6 separate regions of the Mus musculus genome follow, and all the other regions are linked to region 4. Evidence: chromatin loops called from intact Hi-C (ENCODE). Cell type or tissue: left cerebral cortex. All regions are shown on one strand. Region 1 overlaps Thbs4 (thrombospondin 4). Region 2 overlaps Jmy (junction-mediating and regulatory protein). Region 3 overlaps Jmy (junction-mediating and regulatory protein). Region 4 holds the start of AW495222 (expressed sequence AW495222). Region 5 has its middle 15 kb from the start of Gm31977. Region 6 holds the start of Homer1 (homer scaffolding protein 1).

Region 1 (4,000 bases), 970 kb after region 4:
GAGTCCCACAAGGGCAGCCTCTGTGGTTTGGGTCTCACTAGTGTTCATCACAATGCCTGGCACGGACTGTGCAAGAGAGAACTGTTCATCCCGGGACTGGTGTGATGGCCTCGGCTTCTTTATAGGACTGTTTTGTTTCTGTTGCTGCTGTTTTGTGTGTTCAACTGCTCTTGTTGAAATGCAGTCAGGGTTCACGCCCCAGACTTGCAGCACGTGTGTGGTGTGCTCCGGGGTATGTGGGTTGCAGCTTCCTAGCCAGGGTGGGAGGTACCAGGTAGACGGATGCATCTAGTGAAAATAAGGCAGTGAGAGCTGATTCATGCTCTGTTCTCTGTGCCCTTGTGTCACCTGCCTCTGTTCACCACACAGGGAGACCAGGTGTGGCCAGGCCCTTACCTGATGGAGCTCAATGTGCCTTTTCTGTTCCAAAAATGAAATCAGAGCTATAAAAATATGATCCTTCTAAGTATATAATTTTAGAAAAGTCCATCTGAACCCTAAAACTGCAGAGAAATAAGAATTGATTGCTATACAACCAAAGGAAATAGCTCCTTGGAACCATTCCTAGACTCACATGAAGGTGGCATTTAAACACAGAGTAGTGTGTCTGAGAATTAAGTATTACAGTGGTGTTGACAATACCCATACAGGAGCCAACTCTTAATTTTCGAACAGAACGGCATGCTCAGGCACTTCTTGGTTTACCCTGGGGAATTAATTGGGGAGTTTAACTTAAAATCAATGCAGAAGAAAATGATGCTCGGGCTGGAGAGATGGCTCAGTGGGTAAGAGCACTGACTGCTCTTCCAAAGGTCCCGAGTTCAAATCCCAGCAACCACATGGTGGCTCACAACCATCTGCAATGAGATCTGATGCCCTCTTCTGGTGTGTCTGAAGACAGCTACAGTGTACTCATATATAATAATAAATAAATCTTAAAAAAAAAAAAGAAAATGATGCTCAGGGTAAAACGCCATTGCCTCTCCGAGGCGAGGCGCAGCTCACCTTCCCCATGACACTCCACAAGGGTACAGAGCACAGGGCAAGCTTTGGCTAACTCACTCCGGGGTATTGAAGGCTGGCATCCAGGGGCTTCTGTCCCTCAGTGCTACTATGACAACTGAAATTGCCCCCACAACTGCCTAAAGCTACTGATCAAGGCTCTGAGAGTCCACCAGTGAAATCAGCTAGACCAAAGAAGAAAGCGCAGGGCTTCTAGGTACAGTATCCAGAGAAAATAACTCACAAGACAGTGAAGCCACAAAACCACTTGTCCGTGATGTCAAGCTATTTTGTTTTAATTCACCAGCAAGTACCGATCCAGGAACTATGCACCTGACACCATGCTGGGCCTGTTAAAAACCAAGTTAGGGAGCCGTGGACTCTTGGTTCCTGTCCTGGGGAACTTCTAACCTCACTGGGGAGGGACCAACTAGAGTTAGTGGAAAACAACATGTCTGAATAAAGAGGTAAGTACAAGAGTCGGAAGTGGCACCATGTTCCTCACCGTGGACACCTGTGCTCTCTGCAGGGTGCGCTTTTATGAAGGCTCGGAGTTGGTGGCTGACTCTGGGGTCACCATAGACACCACCATGCGTGGAGGCCGACTTGGTGTGTTCTGCTTCTCTCAAGAAAACATCATCTGGTCCAACCTCAAGTACCGCTGCAACGGTAACCTTCATGCTGAGTGCCCCTCAACAGCACAGGGGAGCAACCAAGAAATCTTATTTCTATAACATGCATCCTCCCACCCCGCCCCCCCCCCCCGCCCCAAAGCCTCACCACCACGTGCGTGATGGTGATGTACCCTGCATAACATAAGAGGAAGGCAGAGCCAGGCTTTCCTGCTTCCCAAATCTGAAAATTGAAACCCATAGAATTTAACTGCATGTTTTAGAGTTAGGGGTTCGGTGAGAAATTCCGTCAGTTTAATTTACAGGCAGCCTTTCTTTTTCATTAGACTCAAACATAATCACAGACTAAAAAGGCACTCTGCCTGCTAATTTTCCCTAGGCCTATGAATAAGCCCTGCTGGGCTTTAAGCCAAGGATTTGCAACAAAGCAACCTGAAGTAGAAAATGGCTGCGAGCCTGTGGGAGTCTCAGGCGAGCTGACAGCGCCCCCTACAGGAGGCCTGGGCGGCATGTGGTGGCCATGATTCCAGCCTGGAAGGATCCTCATTAACTAACTACCACCCCGATTCTTGTTGCAGACACCATACCAGAGGACTTCCAGGAGTTCCAGACCCAGAGTTTCGACCGCTTGGATAATTGAGCCAAGAAGCAATCCCACAACTGCCTTCTCAAACACCAAAAGCAACATCTTTTTTAAAACTTCCTATAATTCTCTTTATATTATCATGGCTTTTCTTTTACCAGCCCAAATACGTCAAAACTTTTTATATGAATGTGGAAATAAAGAAGAGACTATTTCTAATAACCATGGTGCTCAGTCGTTTCTAATGGAAGCTCAGGCTTTGGTGATGTGTGTTGTTTTCTGAGGAATCCTTGATAAACTTACCAGATTGGTTTTATTCCCCCACCCCCACCCCCTTGAGTATGTACTGTGTGCCACGGAGCACGGGTATGAACCGGACAGCCAAACCAAAGGTCATTTCTGGGGTGACCCTATTTAGTGCCATGCTAAAGCCTGCTTTCTGTTCACACAGACTCCTCATTCTTGGAATGTAGTCTCCAGGGAAGCCCCCCACCCCCACCCCAGGCTTCGGGAGGAGGTGACATCCTGAGAAACCTGAACTAAGCTTGCCTTGTTCTTCTGACACCCTTCCCTCAGCCTTTCTGTCACCTCCTTCCACAGACACTTACGGATTTGGCTCCCCCTAGCGTCCTGTGAGTCAAATGGAAGAAAACAGATCTTGTCATTCTATGTCTGTCACTGTATTCAGATCCCACAGTACCAGGCAGGAAGCAAACAGCCAGTAAGCATTCGCTGGGCAGTGAAGGGAGAGTGGCTGCCTTTGAGGTAACAAAAACAGTGGGATGTAGGGTCTGGTGACAATGACAGTAGAGCCAGTCACCATGTGTACAGGGCAGAAGCTTTCTGCAGCTGTGTACTAGCCGATACTTTCCAGTAGTCAATCAAGATACCCAGAAATTTTATAAATCCCCTTGAGATTTAATTCTAAAGAAGTTTGGCAATTTATTTTATTATTATTTTATGGTTTTAGATGGGTTCTCATATAAACCAGACTGGTCCCAAACTCTCTGTGTGACCAAAGATCACCGTGAGCTTCTGGTCCTCCTGCCCCGACTTCTTCATACTAGGTTTAAAGGTATGCATCATACCTGGTTTCGTGTCCTGCTAGGTATTGAATTCTAGGCATACTAAACCAGCTGAGCCTCAACCACAGCTCAGCAATGTATTTTTCATTCCCATAATTCCCTAGAGTATCATAAATTATAAACATTCCTCCCACTTTTACCATGGCTATAGTATTCAGAGTTCACATGGCTGCCAATGACTCTTCTCAATCTCTGGGTGAAACACATCTACAGCCCTTCCTAAATTCCGAAATCCCTGGGCAGGGAGGGGGACTCAATGACAGGAAATGGTTACCTTTCAAGCACCCCTCTTTTACAGCTAACACCAAGGTAGCTTCTGAGCTCTACCACTCTCATTCTTCACTCTATAGTACAGGTACCTGTAGAGCTATTCGGATGCTCTCGCTCTGGGCCTCTCGGTGTTTTACCAGGCACTGTGAGGAAGGTTCCAGATCTTCTTCTGGAGAAATACTTCTTATCACTGAAGCCTATCAAAGCATGTACACAAAATACTGTCATCCACTAGGCAGGCGTGTTGTCTGATCAGATCTAGGGAGTCTAGGTTTAATCTTTGCAGCATCCTTCAGATCTCACCTTCTTCCTGTCCCCTCTTGTGTGATGTTCCCTCTGCCTTGGTGGGATTGATATAGGTGTCTCACTGAGAGCTGAACACTCGGACAGTCAATCTCGGGGCTTTGAAGGGTTGAGGCTCCTCTGCT
Region 2 (4,000 bases), 280 kb after region 4:
TAAAACTTGGTGCAATAAAATATGAAGTATTCAAACAAAGCATTACTCCTAAAAGGATTGTTACCTGTTACTTTAGGACCTAGAGGTGCATTCGGAAAACACCTTTCCCTGCACCGTGCCCCTCAAGCTCACACACAGGCTAACATCACACTCTCTCCGGCATGTGGTTGAGCATTGCCTTCCCCCCGTGTTTCCCTTTATTGCTGTTGTGTGCAGAGGCCCTGATTTCAACTGTTTTGCTCACATATGTGTATATTATACTGTACTTTATAAAAAAGACTGGCATTTATTTTCTTAAGAAACATAGAGGAGTATACAGACCTCAGTGTTTCTCATTAGTGTGTTGATATTCAGAGGCTCGGGTTGTCTTCCTAGAGTCTCTTCCATAGTAGATATTCATGTATCACCTCCCTCTTTATTGTTCTTGCTCCTGCTATGTCTCCTGTGGCTTCTCTTGCTGCTTACACGTGTATCTCAGCCAGTCACCACTGCTCGCTCGCTATCCTTAGTTCTTTTGCTACGGCAGCTTCTGCCAGCATTTCCATGCTTGTCTTCTCCCATCTCACCAGGTCTTGGCTGACACGTAAGGCAGGGCCTCAGCATCTGTATATTTCAGCTGAGGTGATTTACATGTCTGGCCATGAGTGTCAGGACACTGTGTGAGGGACTGCAAGGGGCTGGTAGTTCTTAAAGTATTGAAACAATCAGCAGATGTGTGATCTATACACCTTTGAAAGTTTTAGAGTTCCTTTTGAAAGATGAATGTTGCTCTGCCTCATCCTACTGTAAGGCTTCCCAGAGATAGCCATGGCTAACAGTGTCCTGAAGTAGCTTCATGAGACAGAATTATAATTTATGACAAGGTTCTGATTTGTCTCATGTAGGGTCTTTCTCAAATTTCATCTTTTTTTAAAAAGATTTATTTATTATTATATGTAAGTACATTGTAGTACATTCAGACACACCAGAAGATGGCATCAAATCTCATTACCGATGGTGTGAGCCACCATGTGGTTGCTGGGATTTGAACTTAGGACCTTTGGAAGAGCAGTCAGTGCTCTTACCCGCTAAGCCATCTCTCCAGCCCTTTCTCAAACTTCTAAGTATAACTGTGAAAAGAAAATGGGGCACATATATCATTCTAAGAAAGCTGCAGAAAAGGGAACACAAGAAATTTATCCTAATAATGTTTATCTGACAGGGGCTACAACAATACCTTTCAGTATGCAGGTGACATAACATTTTGAATAGTTACCCCTCTGCACTTAGCCTTTTAGATTTAAGGCCCCAAAACCCAGGTTTTGATTCAGATGCTGTTTTTATGTTGTAATTCCTGCTAGCACATCTCAGTGAAGTATCCTATCAAAACAAAAATATACTTATTGGAAAAATATGAGCCTTATAGTCTAAAATTGGTTAGCTTCTGAGTCACACAAGCTATGTTTCAGATACTCAGTGCCCATGTATAACTTCAGAAACATGTTTCTTGTTGGTGTATATTTAAAGAATGGTTTTTATCTAAACTTCCTCTAATAGGCCAGTTGATAAAACCTATCTGCCTGTATTGAAGTTTAAAGACACCCATTTAATGGGTGTTACTTTCCTAAGAGGAGCAGAAACAAAAGGGAATCCAACACTCTCAATAGTGACCAACATTATGAACTAACCAGTACCCCGGAGCTCTTGACTCTAGCTGCATATGTATCAAAAGATGGCCTAGTCGGCCATCACTGAAAAGAGAGGCCCATTGGACACGCAAACTTTATATGCCCCAGTACAGGGGAACGCCAGGGCCAAAAAGGGGGAGTGGGTGGGTAGGGGAGTGGGGGTGGGTGGGTATGGGGTACTTTTGGTATAGCATTGGAAATGTAAAGGAGCTAAATACCTAATAAAAAATGGAAAAAAAAAATAGTGACCAAAATCTATATGAAATGACTTTTATTCTTACTACTTTAAGAATACAAACATCATGGGGCTGGAGAGGTGGCTCAACTGTTAAGATCATCGCCTGCTTTCCCAGAGGCCCTGTATATAATTCACAGTACCGACATGGCAGCTCAGTAGGTAACTTCAGTCACAGGGGATCTGACATCCTCTTGTGGCCTCCACAGGCACTGAATGCACATGGTACCTAGACATACTCAGGCAAACACTCATACACATAAAATAACATCTAACTTAAAAATTATAAACATTTTATTTAAAGGAAACCCTATACCATTACCACATAGGTGACTATTAAAACAAGTGTGCATTGAAGGTATTTCCAAGAGTGGGAGGGAACTGACTTATGTCCTACAGGCATTTTGTTCTAATATTGTATCATTTTGTTTGCAAACAGGTGACTTAAGAGAGAAGAAAAATACCCATGGATGAAGACTGGCTCTGGTTCCTTTGGGGAAAAAATCTAAGCTCTTGGTCCCACAATTGGATTCCATTATGTCCTGAGTATATTGACAAAGTGGTTTGAAAAAGGAAGCACAAACGGGAGGTTACTACTGTCCAGTCCCTCTCATTGATAGTGCAATGTTCCCGACTGCAGAGAGAACAAGCCTCCTGGAGACGGCTGTTCCTTCCCCACCCCTCCTCCCCATCTGCCCAATCATAATCTCATAGTGGCCAGTCCCATTGCTATGAATTGGAAGAACACTGGGTTGGCAGAGGTCTGCTGTACGAGCTACTTTGGGATTCATCTTTCAGTGAACTGAGAAGATCTGTGCTGAAGCACAGCCGCTTCCATGTCAGCTTGTAGAGACAGAGAGACATGCTACAGAAGACATTGATCAAGGTAGTTATGGTCAGGAATTAAAAAAAAACCATGAAATGCACTTAAAATTTCCACATTATTCATCTCCAGAGAAGTTCAGTATCTGAGAAGCCAGTGGAGATATACCTATCAATGTGTGCACCAGAACACGACACATTTAACAAGGCATATTTTTAAGAGGCCACAGTCTTACATTTTGTAAGAATTTGAAGTTAAAATTTCCATGCTTTTAAAATAGCGTTTCATAATTCTGAATTTAGAATAGTTTGAATTTTATGTGCATCCTGTTTATGAGAAGCAATGCTTTGTAATTTGATAATGTTATTTTTAGTCTTTTTGTTTGAACTACTGCTTGATTACTATAACTCAAGACTTTCCTATTGAGAATCAAAAAAGCAGGATTCAACAGTGGGGATTCAAATTACAAGCCGTGCACCCGGTTACGTTTTTATTGTTATGCTCCGTGGTGAGGAGCATGTATTCAGTAAAGGTCCAGAAGGCAGCTGGGCCCGAAGCCTCCAGCTGGCATTTTAGTGGTTTTGTTTTTTGTTTTTTTATTCTGTGTATAGAACTTTAGGAGAACGTTTGTTGCTGTCACTAAATCTTTAAACTCACATGTGTAGATCCAATGCTGACCTGGCTGTATCTTAAAGGGTCCATTTATGAACGGGGCCGGCAGGGATTGTCATTGGTTTGATTATGTGAACATGCATGAGGGCAGATATGCTGGACCCAGTTTACAGTACATTGTAGTGTGTGCTTTATATGGAGGAATTGAAATACCAAAAAGAACTTCATTTGTAGAAAGTTCTTTCCCGGCGTTGCCCAGAATCTTCCCAGAAGCGAAAGCCTCTCAATGCCCGCCATAGTTTTCCTCCAGGAACATGGCTTCCTGGTCACTTTTAAGAGATGTGTTTCTTTAATTATGAAAAAGATTCTTGTAACGGGTTATAGAAAACCAAATTTTTGCACTTAAAACATTCATGTTTATTGATGAGACTGGGAGCTCATGTAGCAATTACTTTATATATTGGTTTTAGTCCAAGCATAATTCACACATCTTGTCCGCAACAATTAAAAGAGCTCTGATATATAAGCCTCATTCTAAGATGATCTGTGTGTCCTTTATACCCCCAGTAAAGCACCAAAATGTGTTTAACCCAAAGAGTCATTGGCTAGATAAAGAAATATTTGAAAAGCTTCAAAACTTACAAATGTTCTAAAAATCAGCCA
Region 3 (4,000 bases), 270 kb after region 4:
CAGAATCTTACTTGTGTGTACTTGACACCATCTGTAACCTTCGGGCTTCCCACCTGTGTGCTTTGTTCCTAGAAATAACAACTCTGAGATTTCCAAGTGAATACCTGCCTCGGCCAGTTGCCTGGCTCTGTTCTCTGACTAGCCCATAACTTAATTATCCTGTGTGCCACGTGACTGGTCACTTTATCGGTTTTAGGCGGCCATCTCCTCAGAGTTCCCCTTTTGCTCCTGACTCTGTTCTCAGAAATCCTCTCTCTATATGAGAACATCCACTTTTCCTATTTCCTGCTAAGCTAATGGAGCAAAGACATTTTATTGACAGGGGATGCTTCTATAGGGATTCTCTCTGCACTTGTGTCTGAAAGGGGTAACTATTGATTGAGAATTATGTCCACTGTGAATGATTATGTTTGAATGAGTGAATGAGAGATCAGTTTTAGGCAAAATAAAATTATACATATGAGAGTTCCAATGTGCCCTTCCCAGCCGCACCTCCAGCTTTCTATTACTATTACAGTTGTACATGTGTTACAGTTAGTAGCGGTCAGTGTTGGCACATTGTTCCTGTTGATTACATTGAAGTTCTTGCCTGGTATTGTGAGATCAGGTGCAAAATGACATGAATCTGTGACTATAGGATCAGATTAATTTTACTGCCCTATGTATGTTTGGAATATACACATGTTGCATATTCAGGTTGACTTACTTCACCTAATAGTGCAGATTGAATGTTTGGATTGTTGGATACTAAGGTAAGATTATATTGTTTTAAGAAACTGTCAGGCTGTCTACAAAGTAAATGTGCTAGTGTGCACTTACCCAACATTAAATGAGAGCTCTATATTGTTAAACCCTATTCAGCTTTTTGTTGTTTTCAGAATGACTGACAGCTGTTGTAATAGGTAGAGTAGTATCTCAGTCGTTTTAGTTCTCATTCTCAAGTAACTGCTGCTGAGCATGGTTTTCTGTCATCATCAGATTCCTTGCTCAGGGTTTTTACTTTTTGACTGGACTTCATACAGAGCGTACAGAGCATGCCCTTAAAGTCACTATATAGAGAACCTCCCCCCCTCCCAGGTGTGCACCCACTCTGGCTTTTGTTGAGTTTTAAAAGAGTTCTTTATCAGATGTCTTTTACTGTATTTTCCCTAGTACACGGTTATCCCTAAGTGTCCTCTGCAGAGATTTTACTTTGAGCAAACCTGAGTTCCTAGTTGCTGTGTTTCATGCTATGATGTGTCTCATGCTATGTTGTATGTCTTAGTCAGGGTTTCTATTCCTGCACAAACATCATGACCAAGAAGCAAGTTGGGGAGGAAAGGGTTTATTCGGCTTACACTTCCATACTGCTGTTCATCACCAAGGAAGTCAGGACTGGAACTCAAGCAGGTCAGAAAGCAGGAGCCGATGCAGAGGCCATGGAGGAATGTTCTTTACTGGCTTGCCTCCCCTGGCTTGCTCAGCCTGCTCTCTTATAGAACCCAAGACTACCAGCCCAGAGATGGTCCCACCCACAAGGGGCCTTTCCCCCTTGATCACTAATTGAGAAAATGCCTTAGAGTTGTATCTCATGGAGGCATTTCCTCAACTGAAGCTCCTTTCTCTGTGATAACCCCAGCTGTGTCAAGTTGACACAAAACTAGCCAGTACATTGTATCTCTTATTTAAACACTGTAAGGCTTTTGTGCTTTACATTTTACACTTAGCCCTACAACCTGTTTTGAGTTAAGTTGTCTGGAAAGTCTAAGGTGTTTACATCCCCTTTTGGCATGCTCATGTCTGTTTGCCTCAGCACCACTTGTTGGACAAATTGCTTATGTTCCATGGCATTGCCTTTGTCCTTTAGTCAAAGGTCAGGTAACCTTGTCTCTAAGGGTCTGTTTAGAGGTTGTTTTATTAACCCTAGGCTTTTCCTTGCAGTCTGCCTAAAGTTTAGAATACCACAAGATAATTTGCAATTGAGACTCTTGATAAAATTGAGAAGAAGCAATTTTATTGAATTTTACTGTTTACAAACATGGACTAATTTTCCTATTTATTAGAATTTTATATTTCCTTCTTTTTAAAAGATTTTACTTTATTTTTATATATATGATGAGTACACAGTAGCTGTTTTCAGACACAACAGAAGAGGGCATCAGATCTCATTATAGGTGGTGGTGAGCCACCATGTGGTTACTGGGAACTCAGGACCTCTTGAAGAGCAGTCAGTGCTCTTAACTGCTGAGCCATCTCTCCAGCCCAGAATTTTATATTTTCTAGTGGTATATTTCATTTTCTTTATTTCATTTTCTTGTCTTACTACATTAGCTAGGACCTCTAGCTGGGACACCTTGGCCTTTTCCAGTTAGCAGAAAGCTTTGTCTTCTTACTATTGGGTATGATGTCATGTTTGTCACGCTGAGAAATTACTGCTGTCCTACATTCCCAAGTGGCTGTGTGTAACTAACTAGTTTACATTATGTGAGCTACATTAGGAATTTCCTCCTTTCCCATTATGGTACTATATCATATTTACATACAGTGAGTTCTGATAGCAGTGGGTTTTGATATATTAATCAACACATGTAGCTTATAAATAATTGAGTACCAAAAATGCTAGGATGGCTATATTTTTCTGCACTTGCTTATTTTAAAGCTTCTTTTCTTCCTTTGGCATCACCCTAAAGATCAGTAAACTTTAGTTCATTTTTAGTTCCTTAAGCTAATTTGGCACAATTTAGCTAAAGCTGTCCCTTATTATCATAATTAAACAGGATATTAGTCACTTATCCTTAAATTATATGACTGTCTTTCTCTTAGCTAGAAATAGCAAATTAATTATTGCCCTTTCATTTCTAAGTCTGTGGGTCAGAAAGTGCTGTGTAGAGTTAGACAAGGAATCGAACTGGTAATGATGGTGCCCCATTCTCATTTGTACCTGGGTTCTTAGCTTAGTTACTGACATTCTATTCTTAAATTTGTCCACAAAGAATTTTCTAAGGACAAAGAAAGAAATAAAAACAGGAATCTCAGAGATAAATGTTATCTTAAAATTTGACCAAACCTCAGAATTAGATAGAACATGTGATGTGATGGAGGGAAACAGAAACAAGGTAAGTCATTGTAAAACATACACAGTCAGGGAAAGGAGAGTCGGCTTCAGGCGTGGCCATTCGAGTTACCTCAAATTCACACGCAAACTACGCAGTCCTCCCCGATGGCATAATGCTGTAAGTTTGCATTGTTTGTGTTGGAGGACATCATTCAGCGTTGTCCTGGCCTGCATTCAGCTGCACGCTCATGTGCATGGCTCATAAATCTCAGGTTGTGCATGCTTAGAATCTTCAATTGATTACAATTGGTAAATGCCTCTCAAAGCCTCTTTTGAAACTTACGTTATCTTTGTTGGAATTTCTTGGGTGATAATAGCATTTAAAATATAACTCCTAATACATTAACCGTATTGTTAAGTTTTCCATAGAAACCACATAAGTTAAAAGTGCAGCTCCGGGCCAGGTGTGGTGGTGCACGCCTATAATCCCAGCACTTGAGAGGCAGAGGCAGGCGAATTTCTGAGTTCAAGGCCAGCCTGGTCTACAAAGTGAGTTCCAGGACAGCCAGGGCTACACAGAGAAACCCTGTCTCGAAGTGCAGCTCCGAGGGGAGTTTAACATCTAATACTCACTCTAAAATCCTGAAGAGAATGTGGTTTGCTTGCTGACTAGCACTACCCCTAACAAGTTCCTAAATAAGAAAAGTATGGTCAGAAAGCAAATTGTGTTTTCCCATTAGAAACATCCTTCACAGATAAGGTGGTACACAACTCTAATCCTAGCATTTTGCAAATAAAAGCAGGGAGATCACCGAAAAATTGAGACCAGCATGGATTACATAGAAACATTCTGTCTTTTTTTTTTCAAAAGGAGCTCTGGCAAAGTTTTATTAAAGGAAAACTTTCTTGTTTACTTCTCACCAGTCTGTTCTGGCATGCTTCTAATAATATCAGAATCACCTGGGT
Region 4 (4,000 bases):
AGGGTGTGGGATGCCCTGGAACTGGGATTACAGATAATTGTGAGGTGCCACGTGGGTGCTGGGACTTGAACCCAGGTTCTCTGAAAAATGCAGTCAGTGCTTTTAACCACTGAGCCATCTCTCCAGCGCCTTGGGTTTTAAGTCTTAACCCTTAAAGAAGTTGAGTTCTGCTGCCTTACGTCTCCAGGCTCTTCCACAGTGAAGCTGATCAAATTACGGCGGATAATTCACACGGAGCATCAAGCCATGTTTAGTATTTATATTCAACTCGTTTCTTCTGTAGTCACACTTGGCTAAGTTTTAAAGAAAGCGTGGCTCTGTCGTAAAACACTGCCATCACCTTCACATTCATTTCATACACCCTGGGGAACGTAAACATACCTTATTCAGCTTCACGAAATATTCCAGCCCAGCTTCCAAGGGGTTTGTGTCACAGTTCATCTGGAAGGGAAACAGGTTTTGAATCCCAGGTGAGCCTGCTAATTTGGTTCACTGAAGAACTGCGCTGTCCTTAAAAGGACTTCAGAGAGATCTGCCTGCCTCTTCCTCCAGGTAGGGGATTAAAGGAGTTCACCACCACTCCCAGCAAGTACAGGGCGAGGGGAGATGAAGAGATTACTAAAACAGAAACAAACCCATTACCTTCACTCAGCAAATACTGGCAAACACTGGCTCCCACCTTGAGCTGATGCATAACAATGATAGAAACAGAGACATCACTTTCTTATATTAGTCTCCCCAGAATTAAGGACACTGGATGGTTTTTGAGTAAAGATTCTTTAAAAGACCAATTATGGACTAGTCTCTGAAGCAGTATTTTCCATTCAAATGAAGCCTTTGGCAAATGCTGTTATTTTTAAATATGGCAAACACAGAGACTGAACATTGGGTTGGTTTCCACTGCTCTTTTATTTTAAAGGTGTTAATGAATTTATCTGTTTTCATTGCGTGTACATGTATGTGTTCATGTCTGCGTGTGGGTGTGTGCAGGTGTGCTCTCCCAGAACTGAAGTAACGGGGCTGCCCATCGAGGATGCTGGGAACTGACCTCTGCTTCTCTGCAGGAGAAGCACACACAGTGCTCTTAACCACTGAGCCATCTCTCTGGCCTCCGATCTTTTACCTTAATAAATATTTGAAGGCTAGTACATGGTGTTTCACAAACAAGAATCTCATGTATGTTATGTAATAATTTTAATTACATAATTGTGTTTTTAAAAAAGTAACAAGTAACTTTGCTTAGCTTGCATTTAGCCATGAATGGGGGTAAAGAGGGGAAAGCAGGTGACAGAACACTGGCTTTTGCAGAGTTCTAGAAAGAAAACGGGAAGGGAGGATTAAAGCTCAGAACTAGCTGACTCGAGATAGGATGCATCAATTCAGGGGAAATCCAATATTTAGTTCTAAACCTGAATGAAGTTAGGGGGTTTTTATCACTGTTTTGTTTTTAAGGGGTTTTTGAAGATTCTAATTTATACGATGAGAACTGAGGGGAAATGAAAGAGATGAACTCAGGAGGAACTGCTAAATGTATAGAAATGGGAACAGAATACCTCGATGTACTCAGTTAAGTGTTAATGAGCAGAGGACCTTTCTGGAAGTCGGGTTTTTTGTTGTTCATTTCTTTATGGGAATGAGAACTGCCTGCTCTAACCTCCCAAAGAGTCGACATAAACTAGATAAACGTAAGACTACTTTACACCACATAAAAGTGTTCTCATATTTCCTAAATTAGTTTGAGTTACTCTGAAATTATTTTTCAGTCTGCCAAAATTAGAGATTTTTTTTTTCAGGGAAACAGAGCGACTTCGCCGATGTTTCTGCACTAGAGGGCGCTCTGGCACTGTTGGGAAAGAGGACCCTAAAATGGAGCCCAGGGAGAGGAAGCAGAAGGAAAAACAAAAAAACCAAAAACATCAGAAAAATTGAGGCTAGAATACAGCGATGTTTAACTCTCAAGGGGTGGCTTCTCTGTCCTTTTTCCTGAGCATGGGGACAAATTTGTTTTGTTTTCTGAGGGCAGCTGGCCTTGCCTGAGTCCTGGCTGTAAACTTGAGTTCGCTGCAGCAGGCAGGACCGGCTTCCTGCAAGCTTGCATCAATGAGAAGGCCCAAGGGTAAGTACCTGAGCTCTCAGGTTAACCTAGAAATTAACTGTATAGTGTGTTTGTTCGGCTCATTACTAACCATCTCTACGTCTGCGCTGATTCTTTAGGATAAATACTCCATTTTATAAGAGAGCAGGCCAGCCAGCCAAGAGTTAAGTAAAGGATAGATTTAAACCCCAGAGTCCCCACTCGGAAGCTCATGTTTACAATGGCCCCTAAAACGTCAGTTCTCTGTAAAAGTTAGGGTTTTGTTTCTCCCACAAGGTAAATAGGACCCTGGTCACAGGAATCTGGATGTTGGGGGCTCAATGAACCCAGTGAATGTATGCAAAATAAGAGTCGTGGTAAAGCTAAGTCATAGAACAAGGGCTTCTGGGAACGCGCATAGGGGCTTTATCTTGATGACAACAGTCAATGTGGGAAGACCCTTCATAATTGTGGACACCACATTCCCTGGGCAGGGGATCCTGGGTAAAGTGCAGGAAGCCAGTTAGCAGCTGTCCAGGGGCTTGCAATCATTTTAGACTATGGATGTGACATGACCAGTTCTCTCAAGCCACTGTCACTGTGACTTCCCCACTCTGAAGGACTGTAACCTGGACCTGTGAACTGAAAGAAACCCTTTCTCCCTGAATTCGCTTCTGTCAGGGTATTTTTTTCCCCCACAGAAACAGGAAGGAAACTAAGACAGAAGCAAAGCAGAATCAATGCATATAAAAATGTTGTGTAAGTGGTTAACAATTGTACACAGAGAAGCTCTTGATTCCCACTGGTGGGGAAGACTAGACCCACACACACGGGACCACTGTCCCTGTCCCTCAAAAGAAAAGGACATTAGTTCGCCTAAGGATGATTGTGAGAGGGAAATGAAACGTAACAGAGGGAAAGCAAGGATGTGAGAGGTGATACTCAGATCCTCTGGCGTGTGCCTGCCAGAAAATGTCTGGGGTTCACCACTAAGCAGGGGGAATTAAGGCAGAATAAACGTTACCCCCAAACCCAGTCAGTGCTCATCTGGAAAGCAGAGAGGCAGGGGAGTTCTTTCCCTACTCAAAGTCATTTAATGGCATTTGATTTCTCTTCTAGCTGGAACTGATAGTAGTAATGCTATGAAAACTAGTCTCCCAACATTAGATACAGTAAGGTAAGCATCCGTTAGTGAGGATGCTAGCATGCAAACCTCGGAGCCCCAGGCTCGGAAAGCCTTCTCCAGTCTCAAAGCGTTCAGGGCGTAAGTTCCAAAGTCGCCGATGCCCTCCTCCTGGCCGGCACTCATGATGCGCTCATAAAGCGTCGCAGAATCTTCTCGTCTGTGGTACAGCTCCCAGCCCAGCTCACCTGAAATGCACAGGCAGGGCCCACACAGGCATGAGAGTGGTGCTGGCAGGGCCTGCGCTCACATCCATTAACTAACACGTGTAGGAGAAAACCCCACCAGCACAAAGCAACCTTTGGTGGTCTTTAAAAGAACAGCTCACAAGGAGCAGTCAGTTCAGTGACCATTTGTGTGTAAGCCTGACTCCTGCACAGAGAGACTCCTGCACAGAGAGCAGTCAGATTCACTTTTTAGCCCGGACCCTGGCCCCATACGAGCCTCCAAAGTTTCCAGGGCAACGGTAGTAAACAACTAACACATGTTTTCACAGGGTTCGTCTGGGTATGGGAGGGCATCTGTGATCCCGACACTCAGAAAGCTGAGAGAGGTTTGTGAGCCCAGGGCCAGCCTTGGCTACTGAGACACTGTTTAAAAATAAAACACAACAAAATAACAACTTTAAAGAGGGTGAGGAGCAAGTTCAGACAGTACTTATCATGTGGGTAAGCACGAAGATCCAAGTTTGCCCGGAATTCACATTTTTAAAAAGCACACGCTGGAGGTCTGGGGCCGGGTAG
Region 5 (4,000 bases), 110 kb after region 4:
ATCATCTGTAATGGGATCTGATGCCCTCTTCTGATGTGTCGGAAGACAGCTACAGTGTAAACTAAAAAAATTTTTTTTTTTTAAAGATTTATTTATTTATTATATGTACACTGTAGCTGTCTTCAGATGCACCAGAAGAGGGCAGTAGATCTCATTACGGGTGGTTGTGAGCCACCATGTGGTTGCTGGGATTTGAACTTCAGACCTTCGGAAGAGCAGTCGGTGCTCTTACCCACTGAGCCATCTCACCAGCCCTAAAAATTTTTTTTAAAAAAGGAAAACAGATCTGAAAAGCAAAAGGAATCCTAGCTAAGTCATACTCTTTCCTGGTACTACCTCTAGTTGCTTCACTCTTTCCACACCCTGTTTCCTGATGATACCTAAGCCTTAGGGAGACGGGAGTGAGATAAATTACTCTGGGACTGAATACTCCACAGTCCAATGAGGAAGTGACTGGCTACTTTCCCAGCATTCATGCCACCTTTGCTCCAGTGGAGTGGGGGAGGGGGGCTGACCTTGCCAGGCCAGTCATTTGTATGCTCCTGCCTTTGCCCCCCCCCCCCCCCCCCCCCCGCTCCATACCCAACAACGTCCTGGCAGCACTTACTGCACTCAGTGGATGTTAAAAAGACGGCATGAAGTTGAGAGACGGGGATATGGGAGGAGCTGGGAGGGAGTGGACTGTGCATACAATTTTCAAACAATAAAAAAGACAAATGAGACATGAGGCTGTTTTGATTCCACTTGACTCGTTGTGGCTCTGTAATTCTAGTCCTGTACAAAATATCTACACCTCAATTTCTCCAGCTATAAAAAATAGCAGCACTGTTTACTTCATTGGAATGCTAGAATATTAAAACAGATAATGTGTTTGAAGTTGGAAAAAAAAAAAAACAAACTTGTAGAATTTTTTAGCAGTTAATTCCCTGCTCCCAGAATACAGAGCTAATGCATTTAGAGCCCAACCTGGTTTTCTTTGCCAACTGCTATCTTCTATCTCTCTTACATTCTCAAAGCAAGCTCAGTATTTTTCCATCTTAGATGATAGAAAGGCTACTGGACTTCCAGATGTCTTACTCTGAAAAATGTATTTCCCTTTAATATCCTTTCCAGAACTTTATTACAGCACAGAATATCATAGCCTTTCATCATTTTTCTATCCTTTGATTTAAAAAATGTCATCAGAAGGAACGACGATGGTTAAGCTATTCTTGAACTGTATATCAACACTGGCTCCTAGTGGTGGGCTTCTCCATCTGACTTTAAAAAATATATACTCAGTCTCTCCTCCAAGCGCATATTGCTCCCAGAACTCATTAAAAGAGAAGGCTCATTTAAGGCCTAAGAGTTTATTTGAGTTAAGTATAAAGATTTTTTTTTTTTTCGAGATAGGGTTTCTCTGTATAGCCCTGGCTGTCCTGGAACTCACTCTGTAGACCAGGCTGGCCTCGAACTCAGAAATCTGCCTGCCTCTTCCTCCCAAGTGCTGGGATTAAAGGTGTGTGCCACCACCACCCGGCTAAAGATTTTTTTTTTAATTAGGAATTTTCTTCATTTACATTTCCAATGCTATCCCAAAAGTCCCCCATACCTTCCCCCCCCACACACACTTCCCTACCCACCCACTCCCACTTCTTGGACTTGGCGTTCCCCTGTACTGAGGCACATAAAGTTTGCAAGACCAAGGGGCCTCTCTTTCCAATGTGGAATCAGAGCCCAAGTCCTGACCATCAAAGTCCAAACGCTACCTTTTAAGGGCAGATACTTTTAGGCAAGATGCCAAGTCAGGAAGCGCTCCTTGCTAGTTCAGGGCTGCCAAGGAGGATGCGGTGGTTAACTTAGCCTCTTAGGAGAGTGGAGCCAGAACAGATGGTTCCCGAAGCTAAGGAGACATCTTCGACCCGGGGAAATAAAAATCCTTGGAGTTATTCGGATTCGACAGAAACTGAATAAACTTATCAGATTATGGCACTTCTTCAAACTTCAGCAAAAACACATTTGCACAGGACAAAGGCAGCCCCTAGAGAATGAGACCTGGCCTGGAACAAATAAAAAACTTCAGTTCCCAACGTTTCCAGATGGGGGCAGCAGCTCACCAGCAGGGAAGACCTGAAAAGCCCTGGCTTTGCTTTCAAGAGCTATTTCATGGGCATAGATTCATGTTACTTGGCAGAAATGTCTGTATCCCTTTTTGTTTTGGGCAGTTTTTTTCCCCCTAGTCCTAAGACATGTGAATCTTTGGATAACATCCAGGACAGCTAACCCAGCAAGAAAAGCCTTATATGTCTCCAACCAGATTCCCTAGAATTCTCCCCCGCTGTGAGCACACTCACGTGCTTATCAACTTTTCAGATTGTTTTCCCAAATAGCCACCGTTACTGAACAGCATGCCCTCATCCACTCTGGACTTCCCACAAGCTGCCTACCAAAGCAATAAAAAAGGAAAATAGAAGCACCCATGAGCTGCTTCAGGGGTAGGCACGCGCGATCTTGTGTTAAAGAGCTACCGGAGCCGGGCATGGTGGTGCACGCCTTTAATCCCATCACTCAGGAGGCAAAGGCAGGCGGATCTCTGAGTTCGAGGTCAGACTGGTCTACAAAGTGAGTTCCAGGACAGCCAGGGCTACACAGAGAAACCCTGTCTCGAAAAACAAAAAAACAAAACAAAAAGCTACCGGATGAAGAGTCTCAAGTTTCTCAACATCTTCCTAACGAATGTTCAGCCTCTTAAAAACAGCAAAACATCGATGACTTTCAAATGCAAGGATTTGTCACAAAGGCAGTAGGTAGGGCAGGACACCCGCGACACAGGAGAGAAGTAACAGCCACAAATGTTTCTGGTTTCTAAGCACCTGGAGGCACTCTGTTGGCCTTGGAGACTGAAAAAAAGGGAGTAAAAAATGAAGGAGACAGATGTCATCATTGTACTGCTGTGAGCTACAGAAATAGTGCTGACCCAGTGGAACACAACTAAACTGGAGAGAGAGAGAGAGAGAGAGAGAGAGAGAGAAAGAGAGAGGAAAACTAGCCAAACTGTATTTTACTGATAATTATCCTTTTATGATAAGTCAAGGCTGCTTAGGATGATCATGCAAGATTCTTGGGACGAAAGTGGCTATCCTTAATGTGTAGTAAAGAATTTGTGCTGCTTTCAAAAAAAAAAAAAAAAAAACCTAATTGGGCCATTCTGGGTTACTCTTGTTGGTGGTTGTTTGTTTTCTCAGTGATGAAAATTGAACACACTGAGTGTACTGATGTATCCCTAGAATTCCAATCCTGAGGGAGGCTGAGGCTGATAGGCTACATAGGAAGACCTTGTCTCAAAACAACAAAGAAAGAAAATGGAGGAGAAAGGGGGAAGGGAAGGAGGGGTAGAAGGGAGGGGGAGGAGGGGAAGGAGGAAGAGGGGAAGAGGGAAGGAGGAGGGGGAAAGAGGAGGAGGAAGAGGAGGAAGAAGAGGAGGAGGAGGGATAATGAATGGGAGTCTCTCAGTTCTATTTGATTCTTAGTTTAGCTTTATAGTTTGTCATTAAATTTGATTAATCTATATACCATTAAAGTCATGATAGCTTTAATGAGTTATTTGACCTCTGTTTACTTTTAAATGTGTGAGTTTCCTATGTACATTTTTACATAAAAATAAGCTTTACTTTCTTGTTTGTTTGTTTGTTTGTTTGCTTGCTTTGAGGCAGGGTTTCCTTAGCTGTCCTTGAACTCACTTTGTAGACCAGGCTATCCTTGAACTCACCTGCCTCAGCCTGCCTCCCAAGCGCTGGGCTTAAAGGTGTGCACCACCAACTCTGCAAAAATAAGCTTTCAAAGGAAAGAGTTAGCTTATTTTTAACAACAACAACAACAACAACAAACCTCCCCAAATCCGTAAAATATCTTTAGCAATCACCAGTTACACGAAACTATTAATGTGCTGTTTATAGAGTGCATAAATATTGTTTTCTGAGCCAATTTGGTTAGACCTCCTCGGCCTCATTCTGTACTTATT
Region 6 (4,000 bases), 420 kb after region 4:
ACTGCCAGGGCACCAACTTACAAAGGGTCAGTTTCAAGGACTGGAGTCTAACTACTCATTACAATTCTCTCTTTGTAACAGCTGATTATTTCTACAAAGTACTGGAAGAATGCAGCTCTTCTCTTTGAACAACACCGTCAACCAAACCTAAGATGGCAAAATTTTAGTAACCTATATAGCAGTTTGATCAATTAAGAGGTACAGGGTAGACTAGTGCACTGTCTTTATATATATATAATTAATAAAACTATAACTGAGTTACAAACATTACACATTCTAATTAGGACCTCTGGTGTCGCTCTACAATAATGCAAATAAAATCTCTAATTTAAAGTAGTACCCGTTTTGCAAGGGATCGGATTTAAAAATATGGTCACCACCACCGTTCAACTCCACACAAGCATAAGCAGATTTAAAGCTGTGATAAGCACAAAATCCTTACCCCATTTTGCCCAATGAAAACTTGCTCTGAAGTTTCTGCTCTTATGCTACAGAAATAACTTCCAAGGAATTTTCTCCGTCTGTTATTTTGCAGTTGCTTTTCCACCCCCGAGATCTTTTCCGGAGGCAACTCAACAAGGCAGACAATTCAGTTAGTTCTTGTCGGTAAAATGATTTCACTCGCGCTGACACCAAAATGTTCAAACATTTGGAATTTGAAAAGGTTGCGCGGAGAATATAGCACTTAACTATTCCACAAAATTAAGCGTACGTGTAGAAAAAACGCAAAAGCCAGCTTCAGCAAGTCTGATAAAAAATGAGTTCGCTGGTCATTTCGCTCACGTCTTCCACGACACTCAGGCAGCCAGGTTACTCGGCCTTTTTGGGCTAAGGCGGTGGGTTCAAATTTCACCACACCAGGTCCCTGGGGGTGGAGCGTGCAACCCAACGCGACGTGCACTTGAATAAAAATCCTACAGGCAGCAATGCTACTGCCTCCCTTACGTTTAAAAAAAAAAATTATATAGAAGAAATCTCGAAGTGCAAACCCCAGCCGCTCCCGATGTGCACGGCACACCACATTGGAATCTGTCCTTTGAATGTTCGTCCTCCTAAGACTCGGAGCAGAGAGGAGGTGGAGAGCAGGCAGAGAAGGCTGGGAAGGATCGATTCGTTTTCCCGAGGAGCAGCAGCGGAGCCATTTCCAGGCTGGCAGCTAGCTGGGGGCGCAGCCGCCGGGGAGCAGCGCAGGGGCCCGAGCCCACCTCCTTTGGCTTCCCGGCCCCCGCCGAGCACAATGGAGCCCCGCTCGCGGCCGCCCCCTCTTCCCGCCTCTCCTCGCAGCACCCGCGGCCTCGGGCTCCCGACGGCGGAGAATGAATGAATCAGAGAACCCAACCCCGCGCGGTCCCCTGCACCCAGCCCCCAAGCTCCCGGCGGCCGCGCGCTGAGGCGAGAGGCTGGCGGCTCGTCCGAGGCACGGCAGCCGCGGCTCGTGCCCCCACCCCGGCTCGTCTCTCCCGCTCCGCGCCGCCTCACATTCCCGGGGCTGCCGCTGCCTCCTTACACTCCCCTCAGCGGCTGACTCCGTCGGCCCGGGCGGCCTGGCGCCCGTCGCTGCCTCTGACTCCACGGAGCGGGCTCCGAACCGAGCGCAGCCGAGGGCGCCGCTTCCCGGTCCGCGCCGCCGGCGTGAGACGAGCACGGCAGCGGAGCAGGAGAGGGGGCGGGGCGGGGCGGGGCGGGGCGGAGAGCGCGGCCCTCCCGGCTCGAGGGGCGGAGCGCTGCCGCCGCCGCAGGCCGGCGGAGGAGGTGGGGCGCGGCGGAGGCGGGGCCCGGGCTCGGACCGGGGCGCTGAGGAACAACACCGGAGGGGATGAGCTGGCCGGTCCGTCGGTCCGTCCCTTTTTCCTTCCCCTCCCCTAGCGGCCGGCGGCGGACGGGCAGTGCGCTCGGCTCCTGCGCTGGCTCTGGGCCGCCACGGCCTCGTCCGCTCCGCACGCCGGGTGCTCGCGCTGTGTCTCCATCCTCCCCGCAGAAGGACCTTTAAATAGCAACGTCAGCGCGCTCCTCTCCGCACATACGTCACCCTCCGCTCACGTCAGCTTGTGCGGGGGATGATGTCACGCGGCCGGAAGTACTGCTAAATTAGGGAAAGAGCTGGGGGAGGCGGGCTGAGCGAGCTGCTCCGGGCCCACCTGCTCCCGGTTCTCTCGCTTCTCCTTAAAGGCCAAGGCGCCGGAGACAGTCTGAGGAGAGCTCGGAGAAGGAAGCGGCGGGAGGAGGTTTCCTTGGCACAAATGTGCCATATGCGAATGAATCACTCATAGCAACAGTGCCGAAGTGTCGCCGGTAAAGTCCTGTCTCCCTCTCCCACTGGGTTTGCAGCAGCATCCCCGGGCTGTTCACATCCCAACCTGCAGGGAATCGTGGGAGGGAGAGTGATCACTGCTGGTAGACTCGGGGAAAACCACCGTTAATTTTAGGAATCCTAAATACCATTCTGAACATAGTCAACTTTTAAGCTTTCTCCCCTCCTAAAGGCGTGCGTTTTAACTTAAAAAAAAAAAAAAAAAAAAAAAAAAAGAGTAGAGTTAGGAGCAAACCTCTTGTTACAAAGGATAGTAATTAAAGCAGAATGAGATTTCCAAATGTTCTAAATGTTGCAGTTCGCTGCATAGCCATGGTTCTGCAAGGCATAATGAGTCAAATTCATTAAAGTAAACTTAGTTCCCTCAGATAATTACCCTTCTACAGCATCGCAAGTGCCAACGAATCACCTTAGGTCTGACTTACCAAGGATATGAATTACAGTCTGGAAACAAAGTCCTACTTTATTAACACAAACATACGTTTGGGTTCCTGATTATTTTGAATCTTGTAAGCACAATAGCTCTCGAGTATATTTTCATTTTTTTTAATGTGGCAAGGATGACTAGCCGTCTATAAATTTATAGCTGCATATGTGAAATTGTGTTTTTAAAGTCATGAAGTTTTAAAATGGCCCTGTGTTGTTAAGGGCCTTTTATTGGTTAGACTCACAGAATGAGTTTTGCTTTTATTCCATTTAACTTGACAATTGTGGTTCAGAAATAGAAGTGCTGCACCCTGCTAAAGGCCATTAGTACTTCAGTTACTCCAAAGAGTCAGTGACCACATTTTACAAACTAAACTCATTTGACATGAAACATGAAACTCACTTCATTCAAAACCTGAAGTGACCCGAGAAATCCAGGACATGATATTATTACAAAATCATTAAATTGTCCTTAGAAGAATAGTACATCAATGCCAATGCAGTTCAAAAGAAAGTCAGCTAAAATTCTATAGATCATGCCAGGAGTGGTGGGTTTTGTTTTGCCTTGTTTGATTAAGATCTTGAACACCTGGGCTCTCTTCCCTAATCCCTCCTAAGCAATGCAGTTACAAGAATGTCCCTTGCTTGCCTGCTATATGTGGTTTTTAATACATGTTTTTAATGTTAACACATGATTTTTTTAATTAAGGAACAACAATTTTGCTTTTTTTTTCCATTGACATTTTCTTGCTTGAGTTTGGCAAAGTGTTAGGGCTAATTTATAACTAATCAGACTGCCTGATCATTTACCTGAACATTATAAAGTTATGATCTTGCTTTAAATTTGAAATATTAAAAAGACTGAGAGGAGTTTTTTTTTTCCTTTTTTTTCCCACATGTGTGTATGCATGTGTGTGTGCATGTGCTGGAACATGTGTACACGATAGAATGGAAATCAGGTTTAACGTGAGGAGTCTTCCTTGATTGCTGTCCACCTTATTGATGGATGGAGGGAGGGTCTCTCTCTCTCTCTCTCTCTCAACCAAACTCATCTTATCAGGAGGGCTAATCCAACTGACCAGCTTACTCTGGGCATCCAGTCTCTGGCTTCCTAGTACAGGAGATAGAGGTGGATGGCCACCCCACTCAGGGCTCACATCCAGTCTCTGCCTTCCCAGTGCAGGAGCTACAGGTGGACAGCCAACCCCACTCAGGGCTTATGTGGATGGTAGGGATCTAAACTCTGGTCTTCACACCTGAGTG

Evidence for each region. A loop is a pair of places that touch in the nucleus more often than their neighbours do. Peaks named below come from ENCODE experiments on the same cell type or tissue, not always from the same donor. Only the 100,000 strongest peaks of a DNase experiment are listed, where the experiment ranks them.
Region 1: it touches region 4 in a loop (7-fold over the local background); 19 of 42 quality-filtered maps call a loop at or near these places.
Region 2: it touches region 4 in a loop (3-fold over the local background); 2 of 42 quality-filtered maps call a loop at or near these places.
Region 3: it touches region 4 in a loop (2.9-fold over the local background); 2 of 42 quality-filtered maps call a loop at or near these places.
Region 5: it touches region 4 in a loop (7-fold over the local background); 21 of 42 quality-filtered maps call a loop at or near these places.
Region 6: it touches region 4 in a loop (4-fold over the local background); 6 of 42 quality-filtered maps call a loop at or near these places.

What each region holds. Positions count from the first base shown.
Region 1 is chr13:92,750,025-92,754,024 of GRCm38, reverse strand. It overlaps Thbs4 (thrombospondin 4), which reads left to right. Exons shown (of 22, transcript NM_011582.3): 21 at 1,532-1,671; 22 at 2,213-2,439. The coding sequence ends at 2,274. Among named protein-coding and RNA genes, the nearest start is that of Thbs4, 43 kb to the left of the region's middle. In left cerebral cortex, CTCF peaks have their summits at 873 (motif pointing left), 2,129 (motif pointing left) and 2,857 (motif pointing left); DNase peaks (open chromatin) are centred at 112, 2,079 and 2,839; H3K4me3 peaks cover 256 bases; H3K27ac peaks cover 1,199 bases.
Region 2 is chr13:93,433,761-93,437,760 of GRCm38, reverse strand. Jmy (junction-mediating and regulatory protein) reads left to right here. Exons shown (of 11, transcript NM_021310.3): 11 at 2,342-4,000. Among named protein-coding and RNA genes, the nearest start is that of Gm6109, 13 kb to the left of the region's middle. In left cerebral cortex, a CTCF peak has its summit at 2,071; a DNase peak (open chromatin) is centred at 455.
Region 3 is chr13:93,448,780-93,452,779 of GRCm38, reverse strand. All of the region lies in intron 7 of Jmy (junction-mediating and regulatory protein), which reads left to right. Gm6109 reads right to left here. Exons shown (of 1, transcript XM_884704.8): 1 at 3,890-4,000. The coding sequence ends at 3,945. Among named protein-coding and RNA genes, the nearest start is that of Gm6109, 2.4 kb to the right of the region's middle. In left cerebral cortex, a CTCF peak has its summit at 2,130 (motif pointing right); no DNase peak of the experiment used is centred here.
Region 4 is chr13:93,717,000-93,720,999 of GRCm38, reverse strand. Dmgdh (dimethylglycine dehydrogenase precursor) reads right to left here. Exons shown (of 16, transcript NM_028772.3): 13 at 3,288-3,445; 14 at 382-441. It overlaps AW495222 (expressed sequence AW495222), which reads left to right and starts at 1,825. Exons shown (of 3, transcript NR_045086.2): 1 at 1,825-2,116. In left cerebral cortex, a CTCF peak has its summit at 1,835 (motif pointing right); DNase peaks (open chromatin) are centred at 1,846 and 2,283; H3K4me3 peaks cover 324 bases; H3K27ac peaks cover 623 bases.
Region 5 is chr13:93,611,212-93,615,211 of GRCm38, reverse strand. No RefSeq gene overlaps it. Among named protein-coding and RNA genes, the nearest start is that of Gm31977, 15 kb to the right of the region's middle. In left cerebral cortex, CTCF peaks have their summits at 140 (motif pointing right), 1,248 and 2,086 (motif pointing right); a DNase peak (open chromatin) is centred at 2,088; H3K27ac peaks cover 196 bases.
Region 6 is chr13:93,301,745-93,305,744 of GRCm38, reverse strand. Homer1 (homer scaffolding protein 1) reads right to left here and starts at 1,988. Exons shown (of 10, transcript NM_147176.4): 1 at 443-1,988. The coding sequence starts at 447. In left cerebral cortex, CTCF peaks have their summits at 1,864 and 2,366; DNase peaks (open chromatin) are centred at 575, 901, 1,333 and 2,108; H3K4me3 peaks cover 3,026 bases; H3K27ac peaks cover 3,071 bases.